2 separate regions of the Homo sapiens genome follow, and region 1 is linked to region 2. A link is a contact called in ENCODE Hi-C or POLR2A ChIA-PET data. All regions are on one chromosome and are shown on one strand. Each heading gives the region's core, a stretch centred on a gene start or an enhancer-like site at or near the end of the contact. The rest is flanking DNA. Distances are from core to core; before and after follow the strand shown.

What was found. A loop is a pair of places that touch in the nucleus more often than their neighbours do. ChIA-PET counts read pairs that join two places held with the same protein, here RNA polymerase II (POLR2A). Pooled maps may share reads with other maps.
Region 1: a map of B cell shows a loop between it and region 2 (11-fold over the local background). The contact joins the promoter of GALNT11 here to the promoter of LINC01003 in region 2. A Hi-C loop is called at or near these places in 4 of 168 maps with a recorded cell type or tissue (B cell, CD4-positive, alpha-beta memory T cell, ascending aorta and 1 more), 9 of 37 single-sample maps with no recorded cell type and 22 of 50 pooled maps. POLR2A ChIA-PET finds 5 or more read pairs at or near these places in 1 of 52 experiments (activated CD4-positive, alpha-beta T cell).

Annotation. Positions count from the first base shown.
Region 1 is chr7:152,023,829-152,027,776 of GRCh38, forward strand. GALNT11 (polypeptide N-acetylgalactosaminyltransferase 11) reads left to right here and starts at 1,846. Exons shown (of 12, transcript NM_022087.4): 1 at 1,846-2,056. RefSeq lists silencers at 536-830, 1,681-2,380.
Region 2 is chr7:152,461,117-152,465,373 of GRCh38, forward strand. LINC01003 (long intergenic non-protein coding RNA 1003) reads left to right here and starts at 3,008. Exons shown (of 1, transcript NR_027387.1): 1 at 3,008-4,257. RefSeq lists a silencer at 2,640-3,659 and enhancers at 2,932-3,433, 3,434-3,933.

The DNA of each region.
Region 1 (3,948 bases), core at 596-3,095, 440 kb before region 2:
ATGCATCTCATACTCATCAGGTTGGCAAATATTTAAATATCTGATACTATCAAGGGTCAGGAGAAGATGAAACAATGGAAATTTACATGCCCTGATTAATCCTAGAGCATGATTTCAAATGTTAATTTGTGTATAAATCACCTGGAAATCTTGGTAAAAATGCAGATTTTAATTAAGTAGGTGGAGCACAAGACTCCCCATTTCTAACACACTCCAGGTGACGTTGGTGTCGCTTGTTGCTGGACCACCATTTGAGTAGTGAGGCCCTAAAGGTCTGGTCTTCAAACTCTTTTGCTTGAGTATATACTAAAATAATAAGGTTTAAATACAAGAACTTAGTATCCCCTTATACATATTTAAGGTGATATTTAACATTTTTCATTACTAGTTTAGGTAGTTGGAAGGATTACTTTCTGGAAACATATTTATGTATTTAAATAAACTTGTAATACACTTTTAAATATACCTAGTAGACTTTGCCCTAGTTTGCCTGCCACTGCTGTGAATAGTTTCTGAGGGGGATCCCAGCAGGATTGATCCCCAATGACGCTTATTTGATATTATACTATGTATATTTTACATGAGCTGCAACCATTGAAGGAAACTGGGCAAAGATACCTGTGTGCTGTCTGCACTGCCCTTGCAAGAGAAACCAGTACCTGAAATATCTGTCAATCTCCAATCAAGACACAAGCATGGTAGAAGGAGTCAAAAGCATTCAACTTGGCACCCAGCAGCAGTTCTCTTTGGCTGAGGGAAGTGGCCACAAGACTCAGCTGGGGGCCATCAGCGGCCTACACACCCAACAACTGGAGAAATGAGTCCTCAGTCCTTAAGGGGAAACCTGGGTGGTACAACATGGCATCCCCTACACCCTGACAACCCCATGGGGTATCTGTGGAAGAGGGGCTGGGGAATGTGGTTAGCTCAGTTCAGCTCAAGAAGGCCACTACTTTGGTTCAGGTGGTGCTCTTTAATTTATAGTAGCTGTAGAAGTTCCTCCATTGCTACGCGTGTACCCCATCAGACTTTAATTGTGAAGCAATGAGTTCTTTAAAAAAGTTCAAAAATATTCTTAACCAAGTGGGATTTATTTCAGAAATGCAAAGAAGATTAGTATTAAGATATTCTTCAATATAACTTGGCATTATTGGCCAAAGATGAATGCCCACACCATTTTTCTTAAAAATTGCCAATTCCCCTTTTATGGTATTTGTATACATTGCACTATTATCACCAAGGTATGAGTGTTTTTTTCACCACTTCTCTCTTTACACCTTAATCTACATTTTCTTCTATCACAAGTGGCGTTTAACTTCTTTTAATATGTTTAAGGGCATTTGTCTTTTTTTTTTTTTTTCACTTATGGGGTCTCGCTGTATTGCCCAGGCTGGAGGGCAGTGGCTATTCACAGGCGCGATCCCGCTACCGATCAGCACAGGAGTTTTGCCCTGCCCGGTTTCCGAGCTGGGCCAGTTCCCCACTCCTTGGGGAACCTGGTGGTCCCTGCTCCCGGGAGGTCACCACACCGATGCGGAACACAGATGCGTGTCGCCGCGCAATGGGCACAGCGCATACAGCGCAGAGCTCCCGGGCTCAAGCGCTGCTCCCGCCTCAGCCTCCGGAGTAGCCGGGGCCACAGGCAGGGCATTTGTCATTAATGGGGTCTTTTGAGACCGCGGGTGACAGACAACAGGAGCCAGGCCACGCGCGGCGCCTCTGCGCGAACGCTAGGGAGGACTCAGCGCGCGGCGGCCGGTGACGTCAGGGCAGCGAGAGGTTTCGTCACCGCGGCGCGGGGGCGGGGCCGCCTGTCACGCGGCGCCGGCGGACGCGCGGCGCTGGGCGGAGGCAGCGGCTCGGGGACTGGGCGAGGGCCCTGGGCCTGAGGAGGCGCGGCCGCCACTGCGCCCAGCGCCTGCGCGACGCCTGGCTGCTGGGCCCCGGGGCAGTTCAGCCCGCGCCGCTCCTGCGGGTCGGACTGGGGCTGTGGCGGGAGAGAAGATGCCGCAGCCCGAGTCCCAGAAGGCGGCGATCCTGGGCTGCGGGCAAGGCGGTGAGTACCCTCTAGGCGGCGGCCTCCCGGCGTCCCTCAGCACCTCGAGAGCTGCGGCGGCGGCGGCGCGCGGGGCCTGGGCAGGCTGGGGGCGGCGGCGGGGCAGCGCCTGGCTCCCCGCGGGTCCTGGGCTCCCGCACGCCCCCTGGGCGAGGCTCGTGTCTCCGGGAGACGCCGCTGCCCCCGCGCCTCCCCCAGCGTCTCCTGAGGCTTGTTCGCGGGCGTGGGGGCGAGGACCAGGGCGCTGGCCTCGTTTTCGCGTATTTAGGACGGAGGCACACCTGATCCTGCAGCCTCCCCCAGCATTTCCTAAAATGAAGTCCAGATCAGTATTGTCCACTTTTTAAAATTAAAAGTGCCCAGAAATAGAATAGTTCACACATACACAAAACTAGGGAGAATAGTGTGGAAGGAAATTTAATCTCGGGACCCCAAATCACTAAGCCAAAGTCAAGCTGGGAGCTGCGTCAGGCAAACCTGCCCCTAAGTTTTGTTCCTAAGACAGCTGCAAAGATAAAAAGCCACACAGCTCCCTCACCCTTTGGCCAGGAGGAAATTCGCTGTGGACCTCCACATCTTTACCCTGAAACAGTTGTGTGGAATTGCACCCTGGCAGTGTAAATTGACAGCTTGTCTTCGCAGGTGAGGAACAGGGACAGAACTCAAGTCATCCTTCTGCTCACCTGAGACAGATGCATGTCTGACGGCTTCCTCTGCCCTGTATTTATGTAAAAATGCAGATTCACTGAGCCAGACTAAGGCACAAGTGGCTATTCCTCTGCCTGCCCCATGGCGTAAATTGTGTGTTCAGTAAAAGGCAGAGCAGAGGCTCAAAAGAATGTAGCCGTTTGTCTCTCATCTTACCCATGACCTGGAAGCCGCCACTTTGAGTTGTCCCACCTTTCCTGCCCGAACTAGTCTATACCTGTATTTGATTGAAGACTCATGTTCCCCTACAATGTATAAAACTAGGCTGTGCCCCCACCACCTTGGGTACATGCTCTCAGGATCTCTTGAGGGCAGTGTCATGGGCCATAGACACTCATTTCGCTCAGAATAAATCTCTTTAAAAATTTTTTTATTAGCCGGGTGCGGTGGCTCACGCCTGTAATCCCAGCACTTTGGAAGGCCAAGGCGAGCGGATCACGAGGTCAGGAGATCAAGACCATCCTGGCTAACACGGTGAAATCCCGTCTCTACTAAAAATACAAAAAATAAGCCGGGCGTGGTGGCAGGCGCCTGTAATCCCAGCTACTTGGGAGGCTGAGGCAGGAGAATGGCGTGAATCGAGGAGGCAGAGCTTGCAGTGAGCCGAGATCACGCCACTGCACTCCATCCTGGGTGACAGAGCGAGACTCCATCTCAAAAAAATTTATTTTTAATTTTTGTGGGTACATAGTAGGCATATGTATTTATAGGTACATGAGATATTTGATATGGCATAGAATGCATAATCACATCAGGATAAGCAGGGTATCCATCTTCTCAAGCATTTATCCTTTGTTAGTGCTACAAACAACCTGCAAGGCTCTTGTATTGGTTTGAACCCCGATGACGCACCAACAACCCCCACGACATGAGGCGGTGTGGAGCAACATGCTGTTTTAATAAGCGCCTGGGTGCAGACGGGTTTATGCCTAAATGGCATCAGCCCCAAGTGAGGAATGGGTTTTATAATAGCATCAGCCCCAAGTGAGGAAGGGGTTTTATAGTCCTCTGTAAGCAGGAAGTGTCCCAGTCTGACGTGGCTGCTGCGTAAATGTGTCCGGAATTGGTTCCTTCCAGTGGATTCTTGGTCTCGCTGACTTCAAGAATGAAGCCACGGACTGTCGCGGTGAGTGTTACAGTTCTTAAAGATGGTATGTCGAGAGTTTGTTCCTTCTGATGTTCAG
Region 2 (4,257 bases), core at 1,758-4,257:
CCAGCTACTTGGGAGGCTGAAACAGGAGAATCACTTGAACCCAGGAGGTGGAGGTTGCAGTGAGCCGAGATCATGCCACTGCACCCCAGCCTGGGTGAAAGAGCAAGACTCTGTCTCAAAATAAATAAATTAATTAAATTAAATTAAAATTAAAAAAATTAGCCAGGTGTGGTGGTGCATACCTGTAGTCCCCACTACTTGGGAGGCTGAGGTGGGAGGATCACTTGAGCCCAGGAGGTCAAAGCTGTAGTGAGCCGAGATTGCACCACTGCACTCCAGCCTTGGAGCCTTGGCAACAGAGAGAGACCCTGTCTCAAAAAAAAAAAAAAAAAAAAAAAAAAAAAAGAAAGAAAGAGAAAGAAAGAGAAAGAAAGAAAAAAGAAAAAGAGGCCAGGTGCAGTGGCTCATGCCTGTAATCCCAACACTTTGGGAGGCTGAGGTGGGCAGATCACTTGAGGTCAGGAGTTCGAGACCAGCCTGACCAACATGGCGAAACCCTGTCTCTACTAAAAATACAAAAATTAGCTGGGTGTGGTGGCAGGCACCTGTAATCCCAGCTACTAGGGAGGCTGAGGCAGGAGAATCACTTGAACCTGGGAGGCAGAGGTTGCAGTGAGCCAAGCATGGGCGACAGAGTGAGACTCCATCTCAAAAAAAGGAAAAGGAAAGGAAAGGAGGAAGAAACGAAGAAACGAAGGAAGAAAGGAAGAAAGAAAGAAAAATAAAGAAAAGAGAGAGAAGAGGGAAGGGGAGGGGAGGGGAGCAGGGAAGAGAGGAGAGGCTGGGCCCAGTGGTTCACACCTGTAAGCTGAGGTGAAGGAGTTTGAGACCAGCCTGGCCAACATCGTGAAACCCCATCTCTACTAAAAATACAAAAATTAGCCAGGGTTGGTGGCACGTGCCTGTAATCACAGCTACTCAGGAGGCTGAGGCAGGAGAATCGCTTAAACCTGGAAGGCGGAGGTTGCAGTGAGCTGAAATCGCACCATTGCACTCCAGCCTGGGCGACAGGGCAAGACTCCGTTTCAAAAAAAAAAAAAGGAGAAAGAAACAAAGAAAGAAAGAAAAATGCCTCCCCAAGGTGACAGACGAGCTAAGCCAGGCGAAAAGTCTAAAGAAATTCAAGTGCAAAGGCCCTCTGGCAAAAAGGTCTTGGCAGAAAGGTGGTCAGTGTGCCTGCTGCACTGAAACTGCTCCTGTAAGGCAGGGATCCTATAAGGTAGGCCTTGAATGTCATGATGGGGAGCTCGGTTAGGACCCCCATGATAGGTAGGAAGGCAGCTGGAAAGAGCAGTTCTGCCATTTTTACGGATACATTCATGAGCCATGATGGGTCGTCCTGGTGGACCTCTGGAGCCTGACCTGGGTCCACGTTTGAGGTCTCCGACTTTAGTGACCCTGGGAAAGTTACTTGAGTTTCCTCATTTGAATAGCCAAGGGTTTCTCGTGTTTGATGCCAAATGCCTTGTGCGGGGATTGGCTCCAAACCTCAGCCTCATCAGTCAATTTATCCTTACGTTCAAGAGCAGCCATTTACAAAACGAGCTCAGAAAATTAAAAAAAAAATACAAACTTTAAATCGCCAGAATACTGCATAAACTAAAAGTAGGCCGGGCGCAGTGGCTCACGCCTGTAATCCCAGCACTTTGGGAGGTCGAAGCGGGCGGATCACCTGAGGTCAGGAATTCGAGACCAGCCTGACCAACATGGAGAAACCCCGTCTCTACTAAAAATGCAAAAATTAGCTGGGCATGGTGGTGGGCGCCTGTACTCCCAGCTATTTGGGAGGCTGAGGCAGGAGAATTGCTTGAACCCAGGAGACGGAGGTTGCAGTGAGCTGAGATCGCGCCACTGCACTCTAGCCTGGGCGACAGAGCGAGACTCCATCTCAAAGCAAACAAACAAATAAAAACAAAGTAAAAGTAAATTCCCCAGGCAAAGCTGATTATATTGCTGGGATAATCGACTTTGTCACTGCAGTCTCACTTGGTACTTTAAGAAACTCCATCTTGATCCTAGGTCTGGGTCGATCTGGGCGTTCCTGCTAATTTTCTGTTTTAAAAACCTAAAGCAATAAAAATGTTGATATTGACATTTATCATTTTTATCCTCGCCCTCTGCCTTGTTTTGCTGGGAGATCTGTTCCACTTGGCTGAGTTTAGGGAGGGCGGGGAAGCGGGGGAGAAACCGAGGCGCAGGGTGGAGAAAGGGAGAAGCCTTGCAGACTGAACACATGAGAAAACCTGGAGAAGGGATTCGCTGCTGCTTATTTCAGGGAAGAAAACCGAGAAGTGAAGCACAGAGGGGTCAGGTTCCGGGAGCGGCGGGAAGGTTGTAGGGGGCCCCAGGGCAGGTCCTGGAGCTCAGGCAGCCGGCACCGGGAGCCCAGCTCAGGCTGCGGGGTGCAACCGGGCAAGAGCGCTCGGGCTGCCGAAACGGGAGGAGATCAGAAAAAGGAGAGACATGGAAAAAAGGAGAGGAAGAGGAGCAACACTCAAGAGGGAAGGAAGAAGGCAGACACTGAGGAACGCCCGCAGGAACCCGCAGACAAGCAGAGAGCCGGGCTGCGCTGGGAGCGGGGCCCGCGGAAGGGGCGGGGCGCCAGGCGGCTCGAGGCCAATGGGAGGGCGGGCCGGGGCGAGGGCGGGGCACTAGGCGAAACGACGCCAATGGGAGGGCGGGCCGGGGCGAGGGCGGGGAATTAGGCGGTGCGAGGCCAATGGGAGGGCGGGCCGGGTCCTCTGGGCTGAGGCGGGGTGCCAGGCGGCACGAAGCCAGTGGGAGGGTGAGTTAGGGGCAGGGGCGGGGTCCCAAGCCAATGGAAGGGTGATACCGAGAGGGCGGGGCGCCAGGCGGCGAGAGAGCCAATGGGAGGCCGAGCCGAGGACCGCGGGCGGTGGGCCTCCCCCCGAGAGGAGGGAGACCCGGAAGGCGGTGGGGGCGGGGAGTGGAGCTGACAACCTGTCAAATCCACTTTGGGACGAACTAGGTCACGCGCTCCGCGGGTCGGGCACCCCCGCCCGCCAGGCACGGCCGCGGCTCCTTCCTCTTCCTGCCCGCGGTAGTGGGGGTGGGGCAGGCCTCGGGACACCTGCCTCCGCCGCCGGCCGCCGGCCGCCGTCCTCGCGCGGCTTCCCGGGCGGCTCTGCCCCGACCGTAGACTCCCGGCCCGCTCGCCGCGGCAGGAGCCGTGGTTCCGCGGACCTGGGCGCGCTCTCTCCCTGGCCACTGGGAGACCCCCCGCGGCCTCGCGGGGAAAACCTCGGGACTGCCCCGCGCCCCCGGCCGTCTCTGCGTCGCTCCTTCTCGCCCGCGACCGTGGACTCGTCCTCGCGAGCCTGGGTTGGCGGAAGCTGCGGGGGCCGGGGTCGCACTACTTGGCGCGGAAGGGCCGGCGGTGGGCGGAGGGATCCCCGTCCGCGGGGTGAGCCGCTGGGCGGAGCCGGGAGGAGCCGCGAGGATCCGCAGTGGGGAGCCGGGAGGAACCTGGCGCCGGCACCCACCCGCCGCGCCCACGCGTGCCGCGGTCGCTTGTTTCCCGCGGGAGCCCGGCCGCGCTCGGGGGGAGGCGCGCGCGCAGCTGGGGCTGCCTGGGTCTAGGAGCTCCGGAGCCACCGTTTTGTGCCCGTGGAGCCGCGGGGAAGGCGCACGCGCTCGGGTCTTCCCGGCGGGTCGTCCTGCACTTTCTCCCTCTCCGGTACGGACCGCGGCGTTCTGTTTCCAGGCAAAGGAAAATAAGTCAAAGACTCAGAAGGCAGCCTGAATCCAGGGCCTGGGATGCAGGGTTTGCTGGAACGCCAGCCGGTGCGATCGCGCCCCTGGGATTCCGCTTAGCCCGCGCGTCCATTTCCCTGCATGGTGGACTCAGTAAAGCCGGATCTGTCCAACGCCTGCAGCGTGGATGTGGAGGCGGACTAATCAACTAGTGCTCTGTTATTATTTCTACCCATCCCTTTTCTCCATGCTAATTTGCTTAGAACTTTAACATTGAATGGACAGCAAATGTCATGTTCTGTTTAATTATCACTCCTTGACCATTATGTTAATTTCTTTCCCTAACAAGGTGACGCATTGTTTTAAGTAACAATGACCAACTCATCTACTCTTCTTCCAAATTGTGTAAATTGAAGGGTAAAATGTGGGAAAACGCTAAATTTGAATGCTAAATTTGAACATTTCACACAACAATAATTTGAAATGCTTCTTTGCAATATTATGGCGTTTCGGAACAGATAAAAATACTTCATTTTCAGACAT